Regions from separate parts of the Mus musculus genome. Here regions 1 and 3 are each linked to region 2. Evidence: chromatin loops called from intact Hi-C (ENCODE). Cell type or tissue: heart. All regions are shown on one strand.

Region 1 (5,000 bases), 65 kb before region 2:
AAGAGATCATATCTCCAACAACAAGGTGGAGGGACTGGAAAGATGCCTTAGCAGCTGAGTACAGGCCTCCAGAAATCCCAGGTTCAGTTGACAGCACTGAAATGGTGAGTCACAACACCAGTAAGTCTAGTCTCAGTGGATGCAACACCCTCTTCTGGCCTCTGCAGGCACCAGATGTGTAACAGGCAAAACATTCCTATGCAGGGCTGGAGAGCTGGCTCAGTGGTTAAGAGCACTGACTTGTCTTCCAGAGGTCCTCAGTTTGATTCCCAGCAACCACATGGTGGCTCACGACCATCTGTAGTGGGATCCAATGCCCTCTTCTGGTGTGTCTGAAGACAGCTGCAGTATACTCACATAAATAATACATCTGTCTTTAAAAACTGACCTCCTCATTTACTTCACGGTACGTGTACCCATATATATGAAATGTGTATACACACACATGCACGCTTTAAAAAAAAAAAAAAGACATCTTGGTGGGCACCTGTAGTCCCAACTTCCTGGGAATGGTAAAAATAACATTTTGGCCTAGGAATTTTTGATTGGCTTGGGCAGTATAAGGAAACAGTGTCTATGAGTAAGGGAAGGAAGGTACTGAGAAAAAAGGGTTGGTAGGTTGTATGTACGCGTATCAGAAATTTCTTAGCTTTTTTTAGTGACCATGCCCAGTTAGAGCTTGCTACCTACAAATGCATGAAATCCCATGTTCCTTGTACTTTAAAAGGGTAGGAGTGATGGCTCGTGGTTACAATTACAGCACTGGAGAGCCAGAGACAAGAGGTTTCCTGCTCAACCAGTCCATTCTACATATAGAGCTGCAGACCAATGAGAGAACTTGTTTCAAAGAAATTGGGAAGTGTTCCTCAAATAGAGAATATTGGTCCAATGTTAGATTACTGATCTAACATACAAGTTCCTAGATTTGATTCCCAGTACTGCCAAAAACAAAACAAAATAATACAAATTCATTCATTAATTGTGTTTATTATCAGTCCATCTGTTTGAGTATGTTAGAAATTTTCTGTGAGAAGACAATTTTGTTTTGTTGGTGAGAGGGATTGTTTGTTTGGCTGGCTTTTGGAATGATTGGTTGGTTGGTTGGTTGGTTGGTTGGTTGGTTGGTTGATTGGTTAATTTGGTTTGGTTTGCTTGTTTTTCAAGCTAAGGTTTCTGTGTATAGCCCTGGCTGTCCTGGGACTTGCCCTGTAGACTAAGCTGGTCTCGAATTCACAGAGATCTACCTGCTAAGACCTGGAATTAAATGCATGGGCCACCACTGCCCTCCTAAGAAGACAATTTTAATTAAAACAAGGCCAATGAAATATAGTCATTGCAAATATGTTTAAATTTATATTGTATAGAAAAAAAACAGTTACCCTGATAAGCCTAAGCCTATAATTTTATGGTTTATCTCTGCCCTACACTTTCTGACCTTTTTATTTTTTGGTTGGTTGGTTGTGGTAGTTGTTTGGGGTTTGATTTTTGTGTGTGTGTGTGTGTGTGTGTGTGTGTGTGTTTGTTTGGCTTTGTTTTTGTTTTTAAGATAGAGCCTCCAGAAACCCTGGCTGGCCTCTAACTTGTTATGTCACTGAAGATGAGTAAACTCTGAACCCCTCACCTCCACCTTCCAAGTTACAGGTTCCATGGTTATAGGCTCGAGCCACAATGGCTGGCTTGATTTTTTGTTTTTTAATTCATTTAAATCTTTTTTGGTTTGTTTTAAAATTTTACTGTTTTAATTTTATATGTATAAATATTTTGGCTACATGTATGTCTGTATACCACATGTATGCTGGTACCAGAGAAGTCAGAAGAGGGCTTTAGAGCCCCTAGTACTGGAGGTATAGATGTTTGTGATCAACCATGTGGGAGCTGAGAATCAAACCTGGGTTCTCTGGAAGGGCAGCCAGAGCTCTTAACCACTGAGCTGTTTCTCCAGCGCTGTGCCCTTTAATCACTTTGCTGTTAGGTTAAGATATTATCAAGGATAATTACAGTTTCATATGGGACAAAAAGAAGCCTTACCAGATCTGAAGTCATAAGGAAGCACGTTTGTCTGCTAAAACTTGTAGTTTTAACTGAGAATGCCAGGGCTGGTGAGATGACTCAGTGGGTAAGAGCACTAACTTGTTCTTCTAAAGGTCCTGAGTTCAAATCCCAGCAACCACATGGTGGCTCACAACCACCTGTAATGAGAGCTGATGCCCTCTTCTGGTGTGTCTGAAGATAGCTACAGTGTACTTATTTTTAAAAAAACAAAAACAAAAAAAAAACAACTGAGGATGCCAGTTCAGTGGTAAAGTGCTTTGCTTGCCTAGCACATGCAATGTGTTCCATCCCTAGCACCTCCAAAACTAAAGGAAGTAAAAGTTTTACTATATACATTCATATCTGTTTCATTTGGAATTGTTTTGTAAATTAGATGTTCCTACATGTGGGTTAGTTTCTTAGTTTTCAGTTGTATTTCACTGATAAGTGCCACCATCCTAGTTCTGAAGTCTTTCAAACAAGTAAGGCAGTCAAGCAAAGTGGTGTAATGTGTGTACCTACAACCCCAGCAGTCAGAAGCCTGGGGCAAGAAGATTGTGAGTCCAATGGCTTCCTAAGAAGGTTCAGGCTGGGCTACATAGTAAGTCTAATACAACACAAAGTCTAGTAGGACAAATGTCCTCTTCTTTTCTTGATGTTTTATAGAAGTTGCTCATGGCTTTTTCTAGCCTCTTTTCATATAAAATTACTTTTTAAAGCCAACAGTAGTGGCATACACCTTTAACTTCAGCATTAGGAGGCAAAAGCAGGCAGATCTCTAGGTTTTAGGCCAACCTGGTCTACAGGATGAGTTTTAGGGCAGGTAGGGTATACACAGAGAAACCCTGTCTTGGAAAAAAAAAAAGTGGCCATACATATACATATGAGGGTTTATCTCTGAGACCCCTGCTTCACTGCTTATATGTCATCGGGTAGTGTATATAGTAGTTTATTGTAGCTAGTCCATTTCAAAATTAGGAAGCTTCAGCCTCCAGCTTGTGTTATTTTTCAAGATTATTTGGGGTCCCTTGAGATCACACATGAACTTTAGAAAATACTGTTTTTCTTTGGTAAACACTGACATTGTAGCCAGGCCTGGTGGGACTTACCTTTAGTCATACTTAGCATGTAGAAGGTTGAGGCAGAGGGATTGCCAAGGATTCACAACCAGCTTGATCTGCATATCAGCACAGTGATAACTTTAAGGCAGTGCTAATTAGTGAGATCCTCTCTGTCAAGGGTTGGAGTGGCATTCATTGTGGTTTGAGTAAGGCTAAATTAAAAATATAGATTACATTGGATAGATTTGTCATCTTAACAGTATTAAGTCTTCCAGTCTGTTTCAAGCCTCTGTCTCAAAAAAAAAAAAAGCAATAAAAATTGCAACAACAAAAAGAAAAGGCTAGGTATGCAGCTCAGCAGCAGAGCATTTGCCTTGCATGCAAGGCCCTGGGCTCAGTTCAGTCCCTGGTATCACACACACACAAAAGGCTTGAACAGTAGCTTGAAAGAGCTGTCCCTTTCCAGGTCTTACAGCAGTGTCCCAACCACACCTCTCCCAAGCAAGTCCCACTCCTAGGGGAGAACTATCCATGTTCTCAAGAGAGTAAACAGGAAAACTAACCAGTGCCCAAAGGCTATCAAACACAGCAGGAAGAAGGTGCTTTCAAAAGGCCTTGGATAGCCAGAAGCAGTGGGTTTGTTGTGTGTTCCACCTATGCTTTCTTCTAACTGCTGCAAAGAAGTCCTCCTTCCAGTTTAGACAGTAGTGGGACTCCTGTGTTCTGTCTCCCATAACCACATGCATCTGCTTCTCCTGTAAAGAAACTGAATGTTATCCAGCTTGGTGGCTCAAATCTTTAATGCCAGCTTTCAGAAGACAGGTAGATGGATCTCTGAGTTAGAGGCCAGTCTGGTCTACATAACAAGTTCCAAGACAGCCAGGGCTACACAGAGAAACCCTGTCTCCATACAAACAAACAAACCAAAATCCAGAACAAATAAAACAAAGAAAATGAATGTCCTATGTATTTCCAGCCTGACAGCTAGCCAGGTCCCTAAAAGATGACTTCACCTTGCCACCCTAGCATCTGTAAACCCACCTTCTCTCTCCATATGCAGAGATAGCTTTTTTTATTATAGCATTTAGCTTTTCCCACACTGAAGTTCATCTGTCGCCACGTTACCAAAATGCCTATGCTACCACTTGGGTGTTCTGGTGTGAGACCTTACAAGTGTCCCAACCACTCCACCCCAGCTACTCAGCTCTCCCCTCCCGGGCGATTGTGTTGGAATAATACTCCTCTTGGGTTTTAGCATGTGTAGTCTGCTATGGGTGGAGCCTTGAGCTGTTCACAGGAGTGCTAGTAATGTCTGGCCTTCAGGGCTGCCAAAGGCAAGAGGATGGCCTCTTCTTGGTTTAAAGCACATATTTGGATTGTTTGGGGGTAGACTTAGATGGAGGGTGGAGTGAGTAAATACCACTCTCTTCCTACTGTGTTCTCAGGAAATGATTATAAAGCAACTATAAGTGTGAATAAAGTTAAAAAATGGATTGGCACACCCACCTCAACAAAATAAAACAACAGATAGACTCCATCCAAGACCTACACCCTTATTTTTCTGCTGGCTTAACTTTGGTACTGTTTCAGAGCAGAGAACGGTTGTTAAAACTATTGCTATGCTCCTCTGTGGAGGAGCGCTGAGAGCAGTACTCAGCTGAGTAAGAGGGGAACTTCTCCCTCTAGACAAATGCTGGGCTGTTTCCCTGTCTGCTCCACTTCCAAGAAGACTATGAGCAGAATTAGAGGTAGGAGGAAGAGCCAGTGCCAAAATGCAGTCCCTCAGTTGGGGAGTAAGTATGTTTCAGACCAGTAGTCACTTGTCAATCAACTCATGTCCGATCCTTTCAGCTGCCTCCTTTACTCTCACAGCTTTCTAAGTGGTACTTCCCTGAGTTCTTGAGGATG
Region 2 (5,000 bases):
TAACACACACATCCCACCTTTAGAAGGAGAGACTTTGTTAGAATGAGGGTGAGGGCAGTTAATAGGAATCTAGGGCCAGGGGTATAGTTAGGAGTCTGCTTCCTATTAGTTCTGAGTCTTTGGAAGACAGGTCTGCAGTTTGAGTACTCTCAGGCACCAGGCACAAGAGTCCCGTGTGAGGAGTTCATAGCCCCAGCACAGCTCCTACCTAGCTTGACCCTCTAAGCATCAGGGGAATGGTGCTCTGAGCCTGGAAAGAACTTGCCCCTCCACAACCACATTCTCCCCAAGACAGGAGATTGTATTTGACACTTCTATCCTCAGCTGAGCCCATCTGATTTCTGTGCCAACAGAGGAGCCAATCCGCCTGTTACGGGAGGTGGTGTTGCTGACCGATGATCGGAACCTTCGTGTAAAGGCGCTGACAAGGAATGTGCCTGTGAGGGACATCCCAGCCTTCCTTACGTGGGCCCAGGTGGGCTGAGGGGACCACACTGGGGCCCACCCCCATGGAGCCATTCCTGAGAGGCCGCCAGGCGCCCAGTGTAACACGGAAGATGTCCACGTGCCTGAGCTACCAATCCACCCAGACAATAAACCATCCTCTTCCAACCTCACGCCGTGGCCGTGCTGTGGGGGAGCCGCTCCTCACAGAGCCCTCCCAAGGGTCAGGCGGAAACTGCTGGGACCCTCCTGGGCTGCCAAGATTTAGCAGGGAGGTGACTGGCTACAGTGACAACAGGTGGACAAGCCGAGTAGGCCACCAAGCTCCCACCCTTTTTCCCTCTATCTGGTCCCAGGGCTGGAGGGAGGCCTACTCACCCCGAGGACCCAGCCACTCTGTAGTGGTAAGGGGCAGAGATTCTAAAGTTTCCATTAGATGCAAGGAAACTGATCAACCCCTCAGTCTGCACAGTCTCTGTCCTGAATGTCTGAGAGGCTTCAGCTGTCAGGAAGGGTGCCCAGGTGTCTCCATCTCCCTGAGGCCCAGATGCCCTGTGGACCCACGCTGACTTCTGTCTGTAACAGCAACAGCAGCCCTCGCCCTTCAACACACACGCACGCACTCACACAGCACATGTGCACATGTTTCTCTTCCTGTCCACATCTTGCACTTTGCCCTTGTTTTCCTTTTGGGCAGTCATGGGCCTAAGGGAAGGGCCATCTGGTCTTGGGCCCGTGCGTCCTGAGTGGCCCTCCACCAGCACATGCTCCCATCCTTGGCCTTCCTTTCACTGCAGTACCCTCTTGGGGAAATTTCCTCAGACTCTTCTTTGCTGCCTTCCTTTTCTAGTTGGCCCCTTTCATCACCCCAAACCCCCTAAACTTCCTCCCCTCAGTTCCTTGTGGGACTTCTCGTTCTGAATCTTACCCCTACCACCTGTGACAGGAACCAAATAAAGCCTTCCCAGCTGTCCTTCCTTCCCAACCCGTCACACCTCTGAGAAGTCTCCTAGCTGGGAGAGCTGAACCCCAAGGTAGAGGTGCCAGGGTGTTGAGCCCGTTTCTGGCTTTGTCATTGTACTTCTTTACCCAGAAGAGGGGACATGGGGCCCTTTAGCCTTTGAGGGTTTTGGTTCTTTTAGGTTTTTTGTTTTTGTTTTTTGCTGCCTCTGTTTACAACCTCACTTGGAGGCTCCCGACCAGGAATGAATTCCTTCAGTCTAGCAAAGAGGTAGAGGAGGATTGAGAAGGCTGTCTCAGGCTAAGCAGGGGATCACACAACCCACCTCAGGAGGAGCAGTGCTTCACCAAGGGTGCTCTGCCCTTCTCAGGCCCAGGACAGTGCCCAGGACTCAGCTCAGAAGCTCTCTTGATTGTAAGGCGCAGGCAGGCTACTTCCTTTGAGGTCCCCTCCTCTGGCTGTGAGGGTCATTGGCTGGGGGTTGGGGGATTGGGAATGGAAGAATACCTTTCTTCTTTCTGTCCCACTTGGAACCCTGGTTTTGTTTCCTTAATAAATTTTTAGTTATGAAATATAATTGACCTCTGCTGGTCTATTTTTTGGGACTGGGGAGGGGCGGCTGGTTTGGGCCTGTACACCTATGTTGGGGCCTTGCCACCCACCGTGGTGCAGGGGCAGAAGAGAGCCACAGGATTATAGGGACCTTGGTTACTGCTTTATTGCTGTTTGGTTGAGTATAGAAAATGGAAGCGGCTCTGGAAGAGCCTGTGTACAGAGTAGAGAATATACAAAGGGACAGAACGGGAACCAAGGAAGGAGACCTCTCTCCAGCCCAGCTAAAGTTGGGCTCAGGATAGGGGTCACCTAGGGCGCATGCAATAAATATATGGTCCGGGGACCCCAGGAAGAGGAGGGGACACCTCGGAAGCAGAGACAGATGGGTCAGGGTTGTCATCCCTGGCGCCAGAGCTGCCCACCCTGGTGGTGAGGAAAGGAAGGGTTGGCCCTGGGGCTAGTGCCACTTGTGCAAAATGAGGAACTTCACATTATCAGTCCCGGGCTGGGCAGGAGCAGGGGACGGGGAGGCCCTCCGGCCGGCTCAGTCCCCTCCCCTCTCTCCAACTGTGCCCAATGCTCCGACCCCAGCAGGGAGATTCACAGTGAGAATGGGTGTGGTCGCAAGGGCCGGAGGTAGGGCTGGGAGCGTCCGTCCGAATAATGGCATCCTTCCCCCAAGAGCAGCACGGAGCCGGGGGAGAGGGCCAATGAGCCACAGGGAGAGGCAGGGTTCTCCTTTGGTCAAAGCTGATATCAAAAATATAAATCTCCCTTCCCCTATCCCACCCCCGACCCGGGGTTTTCCCCCACTGACTTCCCCAGGCTAAGGCACTAAACAGTGAGGCCAGGTGAGGTGTAGAAAGGTGGGGCCACCACTGCGGCGCTGCCGCTGCTACCAGTTATCCCCGGGCTGTCAGGCAGCGCCGGGCGCACCTAGGAGGGACGGCGCTCTAGGTGGGAGAGAAACGGTCGATGGTTCGGCTGTCCGGTCCTGCGGCCAAGTGCGCACCCTGGCTCAGCACCTCTGCCGCCTTGTCTGGGCTGAGTCCTAGCTCAGCAGTGAATTTAGCCAGCGGGTAGAGGCTCTCCAGCGCCACCTTGGGGTCGTGCAGGAAGTGCGTGGTCTGCGCCAGCAGCTCGGCAGCAGCTGCCTTGTCCTGCTGCTTCAGACTCAGCTGTTCAGCTGTGAGGCGGGCCACAGCAAAGACACCCTCAGGGAAGTCGAGCTTGCCCTTGCCGTCAGGGCCAGGGACGCCAGGTAGTCCCCCCAGGCCAGCCAGCGCCCCGGCCGCGCCGGCCGCGCCACCTACAGCGTGCATCTTCATATGGCTGATGAGGTTGCGCTGTTGAGCAAACTTGCCACCGCACACCTGGCACTCGTAGGGCTTCTCTCCAGAGTGGATGCGCATGTGCTCCGTGAGGCGATACTGGCGGGTGAAGCGCATGCCGCACGCGTCGCACGCAAAGGGCTTCAGGCCCAAGTGGCTGCGCATATGGCGTGTCATGGTTCCGCGTTGCGTGAACTTCTTTCCGCAGATGGTACACGGATAGGGCCTTGTCAGCCAGTGTGTCTTCTCGTGCTGCCTCAGCGTGGCCGGGTCCTTGTAGCTCTTGTCGCAGGACGCGCAGCGGTATGGCCGCAGCAGCTCTCCTAGTCCGCCCGGCGCCCCAGTGACCTTGTCCCCACCGCCACCAAAGGGGGGCCCAAGGCCGGCGGCCCCAGCAGCCACCTCAGCAGCCTCTGCCCTGCCATATAACGCCTCTTCTTCCTCTACGTGAGCCTCCACGTGTGCATTCAGCTGTTCCGAGCTGGGGAAGCCTTTGCCACATGGGATGCACACGTACAGGTTGTCACCAAAGCTCTCAGGCTCACCATAAGCCAAGTGCGGGCATGGGTAGCCCTCCAGGTGGCCGCCGGGTGGGCTGGGGTCTTCGCTGCTACCGGTCTCCTCGCTGCTGCTCTTATAGTCGTCGCCGTCTGCTCCTGTGCCTGGCCCGTCCAGGCTCCCGGGGTAGCGTGGCGGGGGTACCAGGCCCAGCGGGGGGCCCCCGGGTGAGGCGGCAGGATCCCCACCGCGCTCCTCCAGGCGCTCACCCGGGGAGCCTCGATCCCGGACCAGTTCATCGCCATAACTACCCAGGCCTGGCTCGTGCTTCATCCAGCGGTAGAGGAGGCTGGAGCCGTCGGGGCGGCCGGGGGGCTCGGGTCCCGGACTGCCACCGCTTCCTCGAAACGGGTCTGGAGTCGGTACGGCCTCCTCCAGCTTTTGGAAGGGCAAAGGCGGCAGCGGGGGCAGGGCGAGTGATGGCTCCTTGTAGACTGCGGGCCCCGCACCGGGAGGGCTATCCGGGCGTGGAGGCAGTTCGCGCTCACTAAGCGGTCGCTCGGGGACCGAGGAACCTGGCGGGCTCTTCTTGGACAGATCCAGGCCGCAAAGCGGGGAGCAGCGACGCTCCGGGGCGCAGAGTGAGGCTGCTGGGCCCGGGCCTGAAGCATATAGCTCAGCGCAGTGGGTGTTGACGGCTGCATCGGGGCCCGACGGCGGCTCGGCGGCAGGCGGCGGCGGTGGCCCGGCCGGGGACGAGTAGCAAGCCTGGATGACGGGCGTGGCAGCCCTCAAGCCCCGGCCGGGCCGCCCGTAAGGAGCGTAGCCGCCGCCGCCGCTGCCTCCTCCCCGCAGGTGGCAGTACTTGCCGTGGCGTTTGAGGCGCTTCTTGCACAGAGCCACGAGGTCAGGGATCTGCAGGTAGCTGGCAGCAGCCAGCACAGCGCCCAGGCTCGGCTCCGCGCCCGGGGCCACCGCTGCTGCTGCTGCGGCCTCAACACTGTCAGTCAGGCGGCCGGTGTAGATGAAGTCCAGCACCAGGCGGAACACGGCCGGGCTCACCATGTCATGGTCCAGGTTTAGCAGGTTGTCATGCACCACCAGGGACTTGAGGTAGGCGCTGCTGGCCGCCAGCACGTTCTTGTGCGCGCGGAAGAGGGCATTCTGCACCACGATGATCACGTCGCACAAGAAGCCCTTGGTGCGCTGAT
Region 3 (5,000 bases), 110 kb before region 2:
ATGCCTAAGATATTATTCTTGTAGCACCACTAGACTTGTTAGGTTTAGAACCATTTCTGCAACTAGCTGCTTATACCCTGCCATTTTCCTGCAGTTAAGTAAGAAATGTTCCAGGGCAACCAGGGATTAATGTTGTCTATAGATCCAGAGAGTTGGGTTCCCAAAGGGAAATACATTTTTTTAAGCAGATAATATATGCCATTGAACATTTGTTTGATTGTTTTTTGCCTTTCCCATGAATTTGTGCTCACTGGGCTTTTAGCTTCCTTGTACCTACTTTCTATACCACCTTGGCTGTTTCCAGATTTCTTCACCCCAGGAACCCAAAACCCAACTTGTTTCCCATCTGTACAACCTCTCTGATCTTCCATAGCTCTGAAACACAATGCAGGGCTTCTTCTCACTCACCTCTTTCCGGGTTTGTTCTGCAGCTGTGGAGTTTGAATGTTAGTGTTTAAACAAGCTGGTATTACACAGGAAACGGCCACCTCCACAGGCCCCTGCAGGCTTGTAACATGGGGTCATTGTACTTGATATTAATCACCAGTCAGCCTATTCCCCCAGTAAAAATATGAAGAAGTGTGTGAATGCTTAGTCTTCCTTGGTCTTTCTAGAAAGACAGACTGAGCCCTGGTCAGACCATTCCAACCTTTTGCCATTCCTTAATCCTGTCTGTTGGAGCTCTGGAAACAGTTCTACCTGACTTTCCCTGGCAGATAGCAGACCTTTCTCTCTTTCCGCATTTCAGACAAGGAGATGATGACTGTGGTATACCATGTCTCATATGTTCCACACCTCAGTCTTGCAGGGCACATAGCTGTATAGCATCACCTGTGAGAACTATAGAAACACAAAAAACTGTGGGCTCACTAGAGAACAAGCTTCTCAATTCCCTGGACTGAATAGCTTTCTAATGCTATTTGCAGAACTAACCCTAGCCTGAAGGGTTAATCTGATTCCCCAAGTCAATATCCTCCAAACAACCAGCCAAGAGTGTGTGTTGGTTCATTTCTGTGAAATGTGTTTCCCCAGTCACCTGGGCTGGCCTGGGCTGCATTGTATCGGCCAGCAGCTGCACTGCACTCAAACTGACAGCTACATTAAACCTTGGAATTCTGAGGCAATAAAAAGTAAATTAACTCTTCCCCCACCCCACCCCTTGCTGGTGGAGTAAGTGAATGCATGTCTGTAGTGAACCTTGGTACTGAGTGCATACCTCTAACTAGTCATTGCTGGTCTGTCTCAGGCTAGGATCTGGCATTCAGACTACAGCCAGAGCTCTGCTTTCCTAGTGTGTGGTGTGTTCTTCGAGGTTGGGCTAGTGGGTCACTTTGCAACTGCTGATCCCTGAACACTAATCACACCCCAGCTTCTGAGAGACTTCATTGTCGCCATTCTGGGAGCCATAAATGGGTTTATTGAATACAGTTTCATATTCTCAGGCTGATTTGTGTCTGCTTGGTGAAGAGTGTACCCTAACTTTAGTGAGATTTTGTAGGCTCTGGTACATTCTTCAAATACAAGTTGAACCAGAAGAAGCCAGAAGGATTTGTCTAAGCCAAGCATAGGACCATATACCTGTGATCCCAGCAGTCAGGATCACTGAGGCTTTGAAGCCAGTCAGGGCTACATGGTGAGTTCCAAGGCAGCCTGGACTACAGAGTGAGGCTCTTCATACCCTTCTACCCACCTATAACCTTCGGTCTCCTCAGCAAAAAGCTAGATAGGAATGGGTGGCAGAGGGGCTTGACTGAACCCCACATGTTCTCAAGTATCTTCAAGCTCTTCATAGCCACAAGGATTTTACTTTGTGCCCTTCCATCAACCTGGACTCCTAAGGCTTCAAGGGCTGCTATGAGGTGAAGGTTAAATGGCGCTTCTTATTAGGATAAGAAAGAAACATGGGGAAAAAATTCAAGACGTCCCCCTTCTGCTTAAACAGGAAACTGTTCACGCATGGAATTGACCTCTCAACCCTTACATCATCCTCTCGCAGATATTAGCTTTTCAGTTCAGGCCTCTCACCTGGGTTTTTGGAGAACATCTCTTTCTCCTCCTCCTCCTCCTCCTCCTCCTCCTCCTCCTCCTCCTCCTCCTCCTCCTCCTCCTCCTCCTCGTCATCATCGTCGTCGTCGTTAGTTTCTTGATTCTTATTTCCCATACCTTTGTCACAGGTTGGCCCATGGGTACCAACAAGATCAGGCTGACCTGATTGGAGTGACTTTTCATTGAAGCATTTTTTATATCTCCTTGATTCTGATCAGTCTAGCTTGACCCTTGGACTGCTTTTATTTATATTTCTGACTTGGGAACTCAGGGCACTTCCCATGTCTTTTGGCCCCAGCTGCTGTCTTACAAAATCAACAGGGTAAGAACTCTCATCTACCTTATCACTGCAGTGTGTCATAAGGTTTTGGCACAAGGTGAGTAGTAATGGGCAAAAGATAGAGGTGGGCAGGAGTCCCTAGTGATGAGCAGCAGTCTCTGGGAGGAGTCAGTTTGCTTTATCTGAGCCTTAGGGGACAGGAGAGCATGGTAATGAGAACCACATGGTACCACATATTTCTTCTTCTTGGATCCAAGATGGTAAGGGTGGGAGGATGAGAGGGATGTGGGGCCTCCCACTGAGGAAACTGTGGGTGATTTTCTGCCGCCTCTCTCTGGCTGGGGATACTACTGCCTACACCCTCATCCCTAACTATGTCCTCAAGCAGCCTTGACCTGTTTAGCACCAACCATGACCTCCAAGCCAAGAATTCAGATGGGAGACTTTTCACCTTCTTCCTTCTTACTGGCGTTTTTCCTGTTTATTTTCCAAATTGCTGCTCTGCAGCCAAGCAGTGCCTGTTGGCCAAAGCTCACCACGCTGTGGGATCAGACTCAGGCAGTGGGCTCAAGTGGCCAGCAGGGCACTGGGGGAGGAAGCAGGGAACTGGAAGAGCCTCCCTGTGTGTCTCCCATGGGCAGCACTAACCTCAGAGGCAGCCCTGAGCAGCCCTATCACATCCGGTGCTTGTCTCTGCAGCCGGACCGGAGGATAAACTATCAGAGCTGTGGGGCAGTGCATCATTCCTCTTATTATTTTCTTCTCTGCAGATGGGGTCGTGGAAAGTTCAGTTCCTTTTAACCCTCAAAGTTCTGTTTATTCTACAGCTGGTAGCCTGAGTGCCGCGTTTCCCATTACATCACAGAGGAGCCCAGGCAGATTTCTGCACAGAAAAACGTGTTGCAACTGTTTATTTTTTTCCATATTTAAACATTTCTGACAGCCAAACTCAGCTGAGCCAAAAGATGGAGCTTTGTGAATGAGTCTGGTTGTTGGTGTCCATGCAGAGGGCTTTAGAAAACCTGCATCCCCCTGGTGATTCTTCCCAAACGTGTTCTTCTTGCTAGGCAAAGCCTGGGAAGTGACTTGGTTCTGCAGTACACGTGTGTTGATTATGTGCCGTTGTATGATTAATGGGACCATGTTCCGCCTGGTTCCCAGGACGCTCTTGAAAACAAGATGTTTCATTTCATTGCCTTTTCCTAGTGTAGTGATCTCAGTAAATAAACCACCTCAGCCTCCTTCCACCTGGAGCTGGTGAGGGAGGGAGTCCCCATGGCTCTCAGTGGCAATTCCTGGAATGCCCTCTTTCCTGTCATCTTGGAATGGGAGTTGGGGGTTTAATGGCATAGGTCTCAGCCTACCCTGTAGGCTCATGGACAGTACCCCTGGGAGATTTCAGGGGACCCTTAGAACTTATTGGCATAGAGTTTCTTCGTACTCAGTCTTTCCTGTGGAGTTTTCTTGTTGTTTTGTTTTCTATTTGTTTTTTATAGTATTTCTAACATCTTAGCATCTAGAGGGTAGATGCTATTCCATCTCCTGGGTTAGAAGCTTTTCTGGAGGAGAAAATCAAGTCTGTAAACTTGGCAACCATTGGATACAATTACAATTGAGGTTCACTTAGGCAGGCAAAGTTTAGGTGATGTTTAGCACCCACCAAACAGTCTGAGCCACAATAGGTGATGGTATGAACTAAATGAACCTTCTTTCTATAATTCTACCTTGGAGTTTTAAGTAGAGAGAGAGATTTTGTAGTTTTAGTTTTCTTCTCAGGTTTATCCAGAACCCGATGATGTGGGACTGGCTGACCAAGCATCCTGGTCTGTGTTGGACTAGGGGACTTAAGAGATGTGAAAATTTTAGTGCTAAAACTTGGACAGTCCCAGGATGGTTAGTCATCCTGTGTCTAATGTACAAGTGAGAGAAGGAAGAAGGCGTGGGACAGCCAAGATAGCATTGAAATGAGCAAGAAGCTTTCCCTTCCAGAGCAGACTTTGGCAAGACAGGAAGGGGGATTTTCTTGGACATGTATTCATTTTACTGCTTACATATAGAGAATTACTTTATAAAGTATTTCTAAGAGGGAAGCCTACGTGACTACACAGTGTGACTACTCCCTGTGTGCCTGTGGCTGAAGGAGAGAGGCTAGTGCCCAGTTTCTGTCTGTGTGGTATATACTTGACTATGCAAGAGCAGGGACTTCTGAGAGCTGCCGTAGGCACTGGGTATCTAGACTGTTTAAAGTGTCTCATCATACTGTCTGGAAAGGTGACAGAACCAGCATTAGGCAACTGGTTCTCCAAATTCTTTTTCTTTCTCTCTGGTTAGGATTAAAAGTCCCCCGATCAATTTCACCTTTACATAGAGAGTACACACACATAGATGGTAGCTATGGGCACAACTTAATATTACATTTTTGATAATATTTCTTGGGAGCTGCCAGCCAGCCTTACAGCTTTTGTTGCAAGTCCCTTTCCATTCCCAGAGCAGGAAGAACACTTTCACCGACCTCTTTAGAACCGTTCTTCTTTTCTTGTCTTGTTTCTCACAGGGTTGCTGTGGATGTCTGGTCAACACTAGCTGATTTCTGTAACATACTGACTGCAGTCAATCAGTCTGAGGTGCCACTGTACAAGGACCCAGATGATGACCTCACCCTGCTTATCCTGGA

Evidence for each region. A loop is a pair of places that touch in the nucleus more often than their neighbours do. Peaks named below come from ENCODE experiments on the same cell type or tissue, not always from the same donor. Only the 100,000 strongest peaks of a DNase experiment are listed, where the experiment ranks them.
Region 1: it touches region 2 in a loop (2.4-fold over the local background); 2 of 42 quality-filtered maps call a loop at or near these places.
Region 3: it touches region 2 in a loop (5-fold over the local background); 8 of 42 quality-filtered maps call a loop at or near these places.

What each region holds. Positions count from the first base shown.
Region 1 is chr11:75,097,797-75,102,796 of GRCm38, forward strand. The region is part of intron 13 of Smg6 (Smg-6 homolog, nonsense mediated mRNA decay factor (C. elegans)); the gene reads left to right. Among named protein-coding and RNA genes, the nearest start is that of Gm51907, 31 kb to the right of the region's middle. In heart, a CTCF peak has its summit at 2,213 (motif pointing left); no DNase peak of the experiment used is centred here.
Region 2 is chr11:75,162,467-75,167,466 of GRCm38, forward strand. It overlaps Smg6 (Smg-6 homolog, nonsense mediated mRNA decay factor (C. elegans)), which reads left to right. Exons shown (of 19, transcript NM_001002764.2): 19 at 354-1,982. The coding sequence ends at 484. Hic1 (hypermethylated in cancer 1) reads right to left here. Exons shown (of 2, transcript NM_010430.2): 2 at 2,099-5,000. The coding sequence ends at 2,914. Among named protein-coding and RNA genes, the nearest start is that of Hic1, 5.3 kb to the right of the region's middle. In heart, CTCF peaks have their summits at 2,364, 3,065 (motif pointing left) and 4,668 (motif pointing right); DNase peaks (open chromatin) are centred at 1,115, 3,085, 4,215, 4,935 and 6 weaker places; H3K4me3 peaks cover 2,499 bases; H3K27ac peaks cover 2,068 bases; H3K27me3 peaks cover 4,353 bases.
Region 3 is chr11:75,048,882-75,053,881 of GRCm38, forward strand. It overlaps Smg6 (Smg-6 homolog, nonsense mediated mRNA decay factor (C. elegans)), which reads left to right. Exons shown (of 19, transcript NM_001002764.2): 13 at 4,881-5,000. Among named protein-coding and RNA genes, the nearest start is that of Gm51907, 80 kb to the right of the region's middle. In heart, a CTCF peak has its summit at 2,904; DNase peaks (open chromatin) are centred at 2,990 and 3,500; H3K27ac peaks cover 4,271 bases.